Linked DNA regions of Homo sapiens: region 2 is linked to region 1. A link is a loop called in an ENCODE intact Hi-C map of the cell type or tissue named here. Cell type or tissue: psoas muscle. All regions are shown on one strand. Each heading gives the region's core, and the rest is flanking DNA. Links, peaks and the distances in the headings are about the cores only. Region 1 has its middle 67 kb from the start of LINC02115. Region 2 has its middle 130 kb from the start of MACIR.

What was found. Peaks named below come from ENCODE experiments on the same cell type or tissue, not always from the same donor. Only the 100,000 strongest peaks of a DNase experiment are listed, where the experiment ranks them.
Region 2: a loop joins it to region 1, with 2.0 times the contacts of the local background. A loop is called at or near these places in 4 of 110 quality-filtered maps.

The regions. Positions count from the first base shown.
Region 1 is chr5:103,472,551-103,477,938 of GRCh38, reverse strand. It overlaps the pseudogene PDZPH1P. Among named protein-coding and RNA genes, the nearest start is that of LINC02115, 67 kb to the left of the region's middle. In psoas muscle, for the core only: a CTCF peak has its summit at 2,114 (motif pointing right); no DNase peak of the experiment used is centred there; H3K27ac peaks cover 1,228 bases.
Region 2 is chr5:103,390,667-103,396,054 of GRCh38, reverse strand. No RefSeq gene overlaps it. Among named protein-coding and RNA genes, the nearest start is that of MACIR, 130 kb to the right of the region's middle. In psoas muscle, for the core only: a CTCF peak has its summit at 2,758; no DNase peak of the experiment used is centred there; H3K27ac peaks cover 1,235 bases.

The sequences.
Region 1 (5,388 bases), core at 212-5,211:
GTTTGTGTTCTGTTCTATGAATCTGTATATATGCAAGAATCCAAATGTGGGAGTGTGGGGGGGACTAGGAGGCACTTCACACACTGGGCTTTACACATGCTCAAAGAAAAACACAGTGTTATGTTTGAAATACTTGTCTCTATTTCAGGAATTCTGATCATCGCAGCATATTTACTCTGCTATGCTGGGTGAGGAGTCCAGGGGATGGCATGGCACACAATAGTGACAGGAGACTTCATTTTGAACAAAGAATAAAATTTGGAGCATGAAATAAGATTAAATATTTTATGCATGTATCCTGAATGTCTTTTGTAGCTAAGGCCTGTTAATCTTTATTTCCTTTTATCAAAGAAAAATGAGCGATATTCCCTTCCAAAATTGCCAAGAGGCTAACAATTCACTTTTAAAAGCTGTAAAGCTCTAAAAGTAAATGGAGATAGGGTGGAGAAGTGGAATAGAGTGTGAGCTTTGAAGGTCAGTTTGGCTCTGCAGCCCAAAACCTTAGAATAATCATTTTATGCTACAACTTTTGGTTAACTAAAAATTACCAGAAAAATGGGTAACTCTTGGGACTTACCCTGGAATTAAACCAAGAGGCAGAAGAGAAACAGGCCCAAAGAATAACTTTGAATGGATGGTGAAAGGAAACAATATTGTTTATTTCTGATGGCACCTTATGGTCCCATTGTAACCCAAATGGCCCCATGCCTGTTAAATATTCAGGTGACTATATGGTAGAGACAGAATGTTGGAGCTCCGGGGAGAAACCTGGAAAGAGATTCAGCTATGTTAATCATTTGCATTTAGAGATGGTATTATATGCCATGAGGTTACCTAGGAAGAATGTCGGTTACAAGAGAAGAGAGCTGAAGACAAAGCCCTTGGGTGGAGGACAGAGCCTGTCAGAAGTCTGGCGCGGGAGGATGATCTCGCAATAAAGCCTGAGCAGGAACTGGGCAAGAGGAAAAGAAAGGGAGTCTTTTGTTCCCAGAGCCCAAAGAGGAATGTGTTTCAAGAAGATGGAAGTGGTCAGTAGAGTCAAATGCTGCTTTGAAGTACTTGTCTGCTAGACAAAAGCATCTTAGTGGGAGAGTGGACCTGTCTTGATGTGGGCTCACCTTGTCTGGACTTGACTTATCTATATCTTTGATCTCACTTTTTCTCAACCTAAAAACATGTTTGTCTCTGCCATCCTGGGGAAGGGGGTGGTGGGGGGAGCTACCTTGAATGCACGTTTCTCGTAACTTTCCATATTTCTCCTCCCTTTCTAATGCAAAATCTTTGAAAAAGCCATCGAATGCTATCATTCTCCACTATCTTTTCTAACCTGCAACAATCAAGTGTCTGCTGGAGTTGTATAGGTTGTTGTTGAAATCACAAGCATGGCCAGATTATCCAGGAAGAATGTGTGGGATAAAAAAAGCAATGAGCCACCAACATTTAATAGAAAATTGTGTTTATATAATACCTGATAAGGCTTTTATGAGGATTAAATTAGGTAATGTATGTAAACCAGTGATTACAGGGCCTGGGACATAGTTTCAGATACTATATTCCATCCCCTTGACACGTTTTTACCCCATTCTCAGTAAACTGCCCGTGGTTGTGTAGCCAAGTAGTACAGATTCAAACTCAGGTTTGCTTGCCTAAAAAGATGATGTTCTTTCTTTCCACTACATTGAGTTTCCTTCCTAATGCTTGTGTCCCTAGTTTTGTGCCTGACTGCAAACCACCTGCTCCTGGAGACCACACCCCAGGTTCAGCTCCTAGGTTTACATCTTGGGTCTTGACCTCTCCCTGACAATCTGATTCTACTCTAGATCTCACCTGTTCCCACATCCTAACTGTGTCAGACCCTAGAGAAAGGTGTAAGACTACAGAGAGGCAAATACGTGAACTATTAAGTAGGATTTGTGAGCATCATTTGCGGAGATCACAAGAGTAAAGCAGAGAAATGCCCAATTAATAGAAGAATGCTTGCAGCATTTAGAAAGAAGAGAACAAGTCAATATATGCATGTGGTTAATATAATTGAGATCTTAAGGTCATCTCCAAGTTCCCATACCTCATTGGAATCTTATTTGTAATTTAAGAGATGCCCAGTAGATGGAGCAGCTTACTCATGCATGATTATTTTCAGAGACCATGGATCGTTTGAATCATAAAATTCCTGTTAATGCTGGAAGAGACATAAAAAATAATTTAGACCCTCTCTTCCGAAATAGAAAAACAAGGACTAAAAATTATGCAATTTACAATAGATTTACAGCCCTTAAGCCAGGTAGCTGATGTTCATCTGAAATCCTCCTGTTGATACTGGTCACCAGCTTCTGACTTTGGACAAATTCCCCTAAGAAAGGAATGGCACTAAGCAGCTAGTTCTAGGTTAGGAGGGTGTTAGGGTGTTAGGGTATGTGGGGGGAATGTTGTCTGTTATAGGATGACCACATTTCTTAGGATAATACTTTGTTGGAGCAATCTTCCAAGTATTAAGAAGTCCCCCACCACCCCTCAAAAAAGCGCATTTTAGAATGGGAAGAAATCCACCCCTTTGCTTCTCTGACTTTCTCTCATCACCTTCTGCTTTCCTCCCTAAAACCAAATCCCACTTGCCAAGGGTATGTTCAGGTTGTTAATTAGAAGGCTAGTATCCAAAAATAGCTCCCTTTCCAGGCTGCCCAGTACCTGAAATTCCCAGGGATAAAAGCAAAGCCATCATTTCATGTCTGCTTTTAAAATATATTCCTGGGAGAAATCCATATCCATTTACTTACTTACTAAATGCTTATTGAGAACTTATTATATGCCAGGAATAGAGCTGCAAAAATGGTAGACAAGGCCTACAGTTCTCATGAAGTTATGCTTTACTATGGGAAAAGACAGAAAAGAAAGAAGACAATTTTAGATACCGGTAAATATTTGGATTTGAGAGTGGCTGAAAGGGTGGGATGAGGTTGGGAGGCTATTTTCAAGGTATAGTCAGGGAAGTCTGTCTCAGAAGATATGATGTAAGGTAAAACAAAGATCTGGGAGAATGAAACAGCTAAAACAAAGGACCTGAAGAGGGAGCATTAAACTGTTTTCAATCATTATATTCCTACCAAGCATTAGACAGTTTATCAGGCTGCTTCTTAAGTGCTGCTACCTGGTATAAAGAAAAATACCAAAGGAAATAAAGCTCAAGTGAGGAAGAGGAGAGGGGTCTTTCTGCACCACATCAGATATATCCCCTTTCCCTAGGGTGAAGGGGCAATTGAGTGCAGCAGCGTGGCACTGGTAGGTCAGGGAGTGCTGGAAGGGGAGGCGGACATCACAAGACACAGACAGACCCATTAAGGACAAACTGAGGATGCCAAATGCAAACTGTAGGTACATAAAAGTAGTTCTTGAAAGAGCACTTAAAATAACCAGCCTATTCCTACCTCTCTATCTCAGTGTTTCTCAAATTGAACCACCGAGGCAGTTGTCAGATACTCCAGGCATCACATCGGGTCTACCAAATTGGTATTTATGCAGTGGGGCTCAGGAATATGGATCTTAATAAACACACAGATCATGAATGTCATGCACACTCAAGTTGAGAACTGATGCTCTGTAAATTCATATTTGTATCAGTGCATCAGCTCTTCAACATGGCCGTCTTTCTCCTTGCACAGGGTCAATTGTTCAAAGTAGAAAGAGGCTAAAACACCTCTGAGAGAAAAGAAAAGATTAATGTATCATAAAAAACCTGCAAAATACTAGAGAGTTTTTAATGAGATCTTTAATATTGCTCTTTATAAAAAAAGACATAGGTCTTTGGTAATTTGCTATTTTTAATCTGTAATATATAAATATAAAGGAGTATGTTTCCTTCTAAATTTGAATTTAAAAAGGACATTGGCCATCCTTCAAAAATACAATATTGTTTTTTCTATGGATGTTGTAATTTTGTGGGCAGTAATTTGTTCTCTCTAAATCTCAAGAACATTGAGCCCTCACCTCATCCTGTTGTTGGGACACAATGCAGAAGCAGTTCTGTTGGTGAAATTGTGGGTTGGGAGGATGCCATTTCAACTTCTGCAGCAAACAATGACATGGCCAATGCATTTGGAGTGATGGAGAAAATCTGTATGTTCTTCATATCCATTGGTATCTTTGTATTCAATTTAGAAAACTGTGCCCAGAACAGTAAGAGTAAATCTGGACTCCTTACCTACCTTCCATCCTTAATTAGGTATTGGGTTTTTAAATAATCCTTCCACTAACCCAACTCCAATAACCAAACAGAACAGCAGGATTATCTAGCTGCCTGATATATTATAGTCAGATAAATGCTTGATTATTTACATTTTATGCTCAAAAATTTGAAAAGAAAGCATACGATCTCTTTCTTCCACAGATTTTTCCAGTAGGCTATAATGCCTAACATTAGCAACAGCAGCAGCAGTTATAGCAGCAGAGCCTTTGGAAAAGGTGTTCCAGAAACCTGACAACGTTTGCACAAAGACTGTTAAACCACTATTCACACTTCTTTAAGTGTTTTAACCAAAATGTCAGAGGCTTCATTAGGGTGGAAACTATTTTATGGTTCCCTAGTACATAAATTTTTTTCTTGGAATTACCTTATTTGAGTCAATTATCTGCTAAAGCAGCAATGGGAGAATCAATCAATGAAAATTTGTCTCTTTGTTCTTCACAAGGAATTCTTGGAGTATGATTCCAAGAATGGACAATTAAGACAAATTATTCATGAAGTACATATGTCATTTGCATTTTTCCCTTTGGGATAAGGTTGTCATCTTTGTTTACATAAAAGGTATTTCCTTGCAGAGCTGCCCTTTTACCTCAGAACTAAGATAATGTTTCCATTTAAACTGAGTCATCCTTGTCCTAAATATTGCATAATGGCACAGACTGCTATCTCCTGTTTCCTTGGGCCAAACACAATGACAAGGCAAGCTAGGCTGTGGTCATTGAATCTCTTTGTAATCACTGCCATTTTGTGTGGTGGTCAGATGCATTTGTTATATCATGGGAATTATAATACTGAATAAGTTGCATAAAATTCTATCCAAGAAATCTTAAAAAGCTTGCAAATGGAATGCCTTATCTAGCTACGAAAAAATGTGTTCTGAAAGCACAGAAGGAACATTTGCAACTTGAAACTTTTCATCAGAAATTGAGAGAGCTCAAGGTCAACTTAATATTAATTCTCCCCAGTTCTTTAATCTAACAGATATCAAGTTGCATTTGAATCTGGCAAAGAGATATGTATATAGGTCAGTTTAGCCTTCACAGGACAAATTTCTTGAGAAATATTCTGTATCCATCTATTTACTCTTGAGTATCATTAGGTTATTTTAAGGTGAAAATGACCAAAACTTGCCTTTTGCATAGAAAGGGAAA
Region 2 (5,388 bases), core at 222-5,221, 82 kb after region 1:
GGGTCTACTACCATTTATCATTTAATTCTCTAAATTTTCTAAATAACCATATATAAGTAAATATAAATAAGTTTTGTCACCATAATCATAATGTAACAATAATATAAGAATCATAAAAATAACCATACTTGGCCAGTGATATATTTTGTGGTATTATTTTTAGTGCTTTATTTTCTATTTGAATCTTTCAGAAGAGTCACTTTAATTTAAATTTTTTTTTGTATGTGAGACAGGGTCTCACTCCATCGCCCAGGCTGGAGTACAGTGCCATGCATGATCACGGCTCACTGCAGCTTTGACTTCCAGGACTCAGATGATTCTCCCACCTCAGCCTCCTGAGTAGCTGGGACTACGGGTGTGTGCCACCACACCCAGCTAATTTTTGTATATTTAGTAGAGATGGGATTTCTGCCCTGTTGCCCAGGTTAGTCTTGAACTCCTGGGCTTATTTAAGTGATCCACCTGCCTCAGCCTCCCAAAGTACTGGGATTACAGGCAATTAAAATAGTTCAAAAATTATATTGTCAAAATAACAATTTAATAGCAACAGATTTGATGTAGGATTCAAACCAATTTTGTCAAGTGGACTTTCCAGTCAGTTAAATATACATTCTGATCTATTCCAAGATGCATATTTTTGCAACTTCAGCATTGGTTTTTCTACTTCAGCAAAGACAAAAAATATACTGAAGATTTTCATCTATGTTGGATGCTTTGCCAATCCCCAACACCCAGTGAGAATTAAACTTTGCTTCTCTATTCCCATTTACTAATAAGGAGGCCAAGGTTCAAAGTTGTTCAATAGCTTGTTTGAGATCGAAGTGACAAAGGCAGAACACAGAGAAACTTGAAAATCATGTAACAGTTGCTGCTGCAGACAAGCAAGTGTCAATGAATGATTTTGTTAAATCTCTCTCTCTCACACACACCCCTCATTGGAATTGGTGAATCGTAAGATGTTGTGATAAGCAGGTAGTATGCCTTGTTAGAAAGTGCTCTAGTAGTGGACTAGAAAACTTCCTTTGAAACCAGAGGTTATTAAAACTAATAAGAAATAAGATCATTGTCCAAGTGGAGAGAAGCAGGATCAAGGAGTAGACAAGAGATGCAGAACTTAAACAACTATAACTTCTGGTAGAACGTGGTAGTGCCTTTGGCTAAATAGAAGTCAATGTTTAGACAACAGGAAGTGGGAGTTAAGGAGCCATGTCTTGCCAGATGGTTGTTTAGTCCATGCCTGCCCACGAGTTTAACATAGTCATTAGGGAAGAAAAGAAGTGAAAATAACCTTTCTCTATATTCTTAGTAATGTACATTTAGCACAACTCATAATACAGAGGCTGAAGTGATGTATGGGTTTGATAAACAAAAATAAACTTCGTTACCTAGATAACTGTTTCAAAGAATACCTTCTCCAAGAGTCAAACTTCATTCATAATCAAGGGTAACAACTGTGCTCCGTGGTCGCCTCTTTTCAAGGTCAAAGAATGTGAAGGGTGCTGTGAGCACTATTTGTAAACAAGAGTCAGGAACTTTTTCCAGGTCACATACTTTCTTGTCCAAAGTCAATGCCAAAAGAGAGTGAAGGAACTGCCGCCACAGGAAAGCGATGCTTATGTCCTATTTCTGCCTGCTTTGTCAGTCTCCCCACTTGAGAGAAATTAATTACACTATCTAGAAAAATGAAAGTACGTAAGTGAGAGGCCCGAGGACAAGATTAAATGAAACAAAGGCTTCTTAGGGAGCTTGGAGGGGATGAAGTGTGGATAAACTGCAAAATTCTCATTCCTCAAGGCTGAAACATTAACAACAAAAAGGAACACAGACACATACACACACACACACACACACACACACACACACACACGCACATTGATGCTAAGAGCACTGCCATCCTACAGCTGCTGCAACCAAGCGGCATCTTAGAGGTTAATATTCCTCAGCCTCTTCAGCCTGCCCATCTCTTTTCACCCAGGAGTTTAATTTTAGCTCCGTATTAATTATACATTACAATTACACATAGATATGGGCATACACATATGCTGTAATGATGTCATCGCTATGGTGGACGCACCGCGGAACTTATTCAGGTCACCTCAGACCCTGTGGGGTACAATATTGTTTACTGTCTAGTACCTCAGACTTGATTTACACTAGAGATGGCTGCCCAGAGCCAAGCTCCCTTCAAAGTAGAAACTCCACCAAGGCCTTCCAGAGGGAAGAGGTTAGAGATTTCTGTGTCAGATGCCATGTGGTGATAAAATAAAAATGTATATGTGGTGACAAATATTAAAATTTTCCCACACTACATTGTAGGCAAGAGTTGCTTGACATGCGTGGAGAATCATGTATGTAGCAATGTCTTACAAAGGCAATCGGTTTGAGAAACATGGTTTTTAGGCTACACAGGAAATGGATGTTGAAGGCTTTTCCTGTCGTCGCTGCAGTTTTGATGATTTCAAGATGGGCTGGGGAACAAAGGCTCAGCAGAAATATCTCTGCACTTCCCTCAAGCCCAGCTGCTTGCCCTTGACATCTTGAAACTGGCACTTCAATGAGCTCTCAGCCTCTGAAAGCAATGCCTGAAATGTAAGACCAGAAGCAACTATTTATTAAGCTTGGTCACTAAATTAATCTTTGCCTCTGGCCAGCTATGAAGTGGAGTTAATGAGGATGAAGCAGAGGCTGAGCTGTGACATATTTAGCCACAGGCTGCACCTCAAGGCCTCATTCCCTGGCCAAAAAAAAAAAAAAAAAAAAAAAAAAATCAGGACAGCTCCCTCCTGCCATCAAAAGGGCATGAAGCAGACCTACAGGCAGAGAATTCAGGCAACTCTTACTCACCCCACCCCCACCTTTTTATCTATTACTGAAAGCCTGGCAGTGTGATTGCTCCAACACAAAGCTTGCCTCCCAGGACTGCAGCCTTTTCACAGCAGTTGCACTTCTTCATTTGTAAGTTGATCGCATATTTATTGAGTCCCTCCCAGTGTCTGAGCACTGTGCCATGCACTGAAAATATAGCAGTAAACAAAGCAAAGCTCCTTTTCTCAGAGACCTTACAGTGCATTGGGGTTAAACAGGCGAGGACCCAAGCAAATACACATATAGTTTCAGGCCATGACAAATGTCACGATAGCAGCTGTGGCATGGTTTAATAACAACCCCAGAGAGGTGGTCGGGGAAAGCTTCTCTGAGGAAGTGTCACTTCAGCTGAGCCCTGCCAAGCCTCGGCACCAAAAATACTCCCCAAAGAACATGAAAGAGGAGAAATGTCCAGAGAGTTCGATAAACCTGTGCTTTGATAAATGCTCTTGTGTCTTATCTCCCCAATATCTTAAGGTGAGGTATTTATGATTGAGGACACAGCTGTGGAATGGATTCAACTTGTTTGGGCACCAAAACCCCGGAAAGGCCACATGGTATAATGCAAAGAGAGAGAGATCCAAATTCCCAGCACCCCAATGGCTGTGTCACGTTGAGTGTATTATTTAACTTCTATAAGCCTCAGTTTTCTCACTGGGAAAAAGTAGGTTGATGTAGGTATGAAGTTGCAGAGCATATGAAAATTACCTGGCATGATTCTGGGCTCACAGTAGATACTCAAGGAGTGTTCATCAAAGCCATAACAACTGTGTGTGTGCACCAGGTATGAAATTATTTGCAGACTTCTAAAAATTTAACTAAAATTTAACTCTCCCAATGAAATAGATGCTATTGTTATCACCATCTTAAAGATGAAGAAACAGAAGCTGAGAGGCCCTAAGTAAATTGCTCCATTGGTAAAGTTGGTAAAAGAGTTGGTACTCAACCCAAATCTGGCTCCAAAGCCAAGCAATTAACTCACTCCACTAGCACAACATGCGTATGCGGGGAGTTCCTGAATCCAAGCCAATTCCCACCACCTCAGGATAAATCAGAAGCCATGTACCTTAATATTCCATTGCCATCTTACATTCCTTACAGAGGATCACAAAGGAAAAGGAGTGCCATTCCATTTTGACTTTTCTGTTTTATTTTCTCTCAACTAAAATGGCACAATCTGGAAGATCTTTTGCTTAACTCTATTTATTAAGAAAAAATAGACTGGAGTGAGCATAGCTTGGGTGGGATTCCTATTACTCTGTGCAGTAAGTGGTTTATCACACACAACCACACCGTGACAGATTAGTTCCGGTGATAGAAATGGCCCGCGAGCAGCATACCACTTTGTCACTTATCGCCAAAGAAAAGCTGTCTCCACAAAGATGATGTCTCCAAAGTGATGATGTACTTTGTCTGACAAATCAGCAAAGTGCAAAATGCAAAATGCAAAATAGCATAAGCTCAAAAAGACTGTCCATTAAAAAAAACTTCCATTATTATATATTCTATTTATAGGGAATTAGAATTTATAAGGAACATTACATATGTTTACATGTAAATTAGTTACCGATAAACAAAAGGGAAGATAAATCAATAATTATTTTAATAATAGCTGTGACGTCTATATTCTAGGAGAGTTGCAGGAATAGGAAAAAAAAATAAGTACATGAAGAAGCATTTTGAGAATTATGGCTGGGTACGGTGGCTCATGCCTGTAATCCCAGAACTTTGAGAGGCCAGGGAAGGCAGATTATTTGAGTTCAAGACCAGCCTAGGCAACATACAGAGACCCCCATCTCTACAGAAATTTTTTAAAAATTAGCCAGGTGCCATCGGGTATGCCTGTGGTCCCAGCTACTCAGGAGGCCTAAATGGGAGGATTGCTTCAGCCCAGGAGGTTAAAGATGCAGTAAGCCATGATCACACACTGCACTCCACCTTGGGTGACACAGGGAGACCCTGTCTCAATAAATAAGAAAATTATTTTTCATTCATTTATACCACAAAAAATTATTATGTGCATATTACATGCCTGGCACTATTCTAGGCACTGGGGATGCAGCAATAAGCAAAACAAATAAAAATATGTAACATCAAAACAGCAAATACCTTACCATCATGAAACTGGATACCCTTTTAATGCAAATATTGAATATGATACAAATATTAGTCATTTTTGTTTTCTTAGTTTTGGGATTTCACTCCTATTTAAATGACACTACGCTCCTTTAATTAATTACTTGGCCTTACCAATTTACCAGTTTCCTAAGAGTTCATTTTGATAAGAGAAGGGGGACATAAAAAGGAATATGTAAGGTGAAGGCACTGGGAGTCTGTGCCAGGTAAGATTGTGGAGTAGAAAGAGGAAGGAGGAGAGTGGTGTCTCTCACAATTTTGTCTACCAAAACAGTGGCATCACAAAAGAAATTTCACTATTAATACAGTCTAAGTAAACCACCTGCTACTGCTTTCAAAAAAAAATCACTCAACACATTTCAAAGTCAGATAGAAACAATGTGTCTG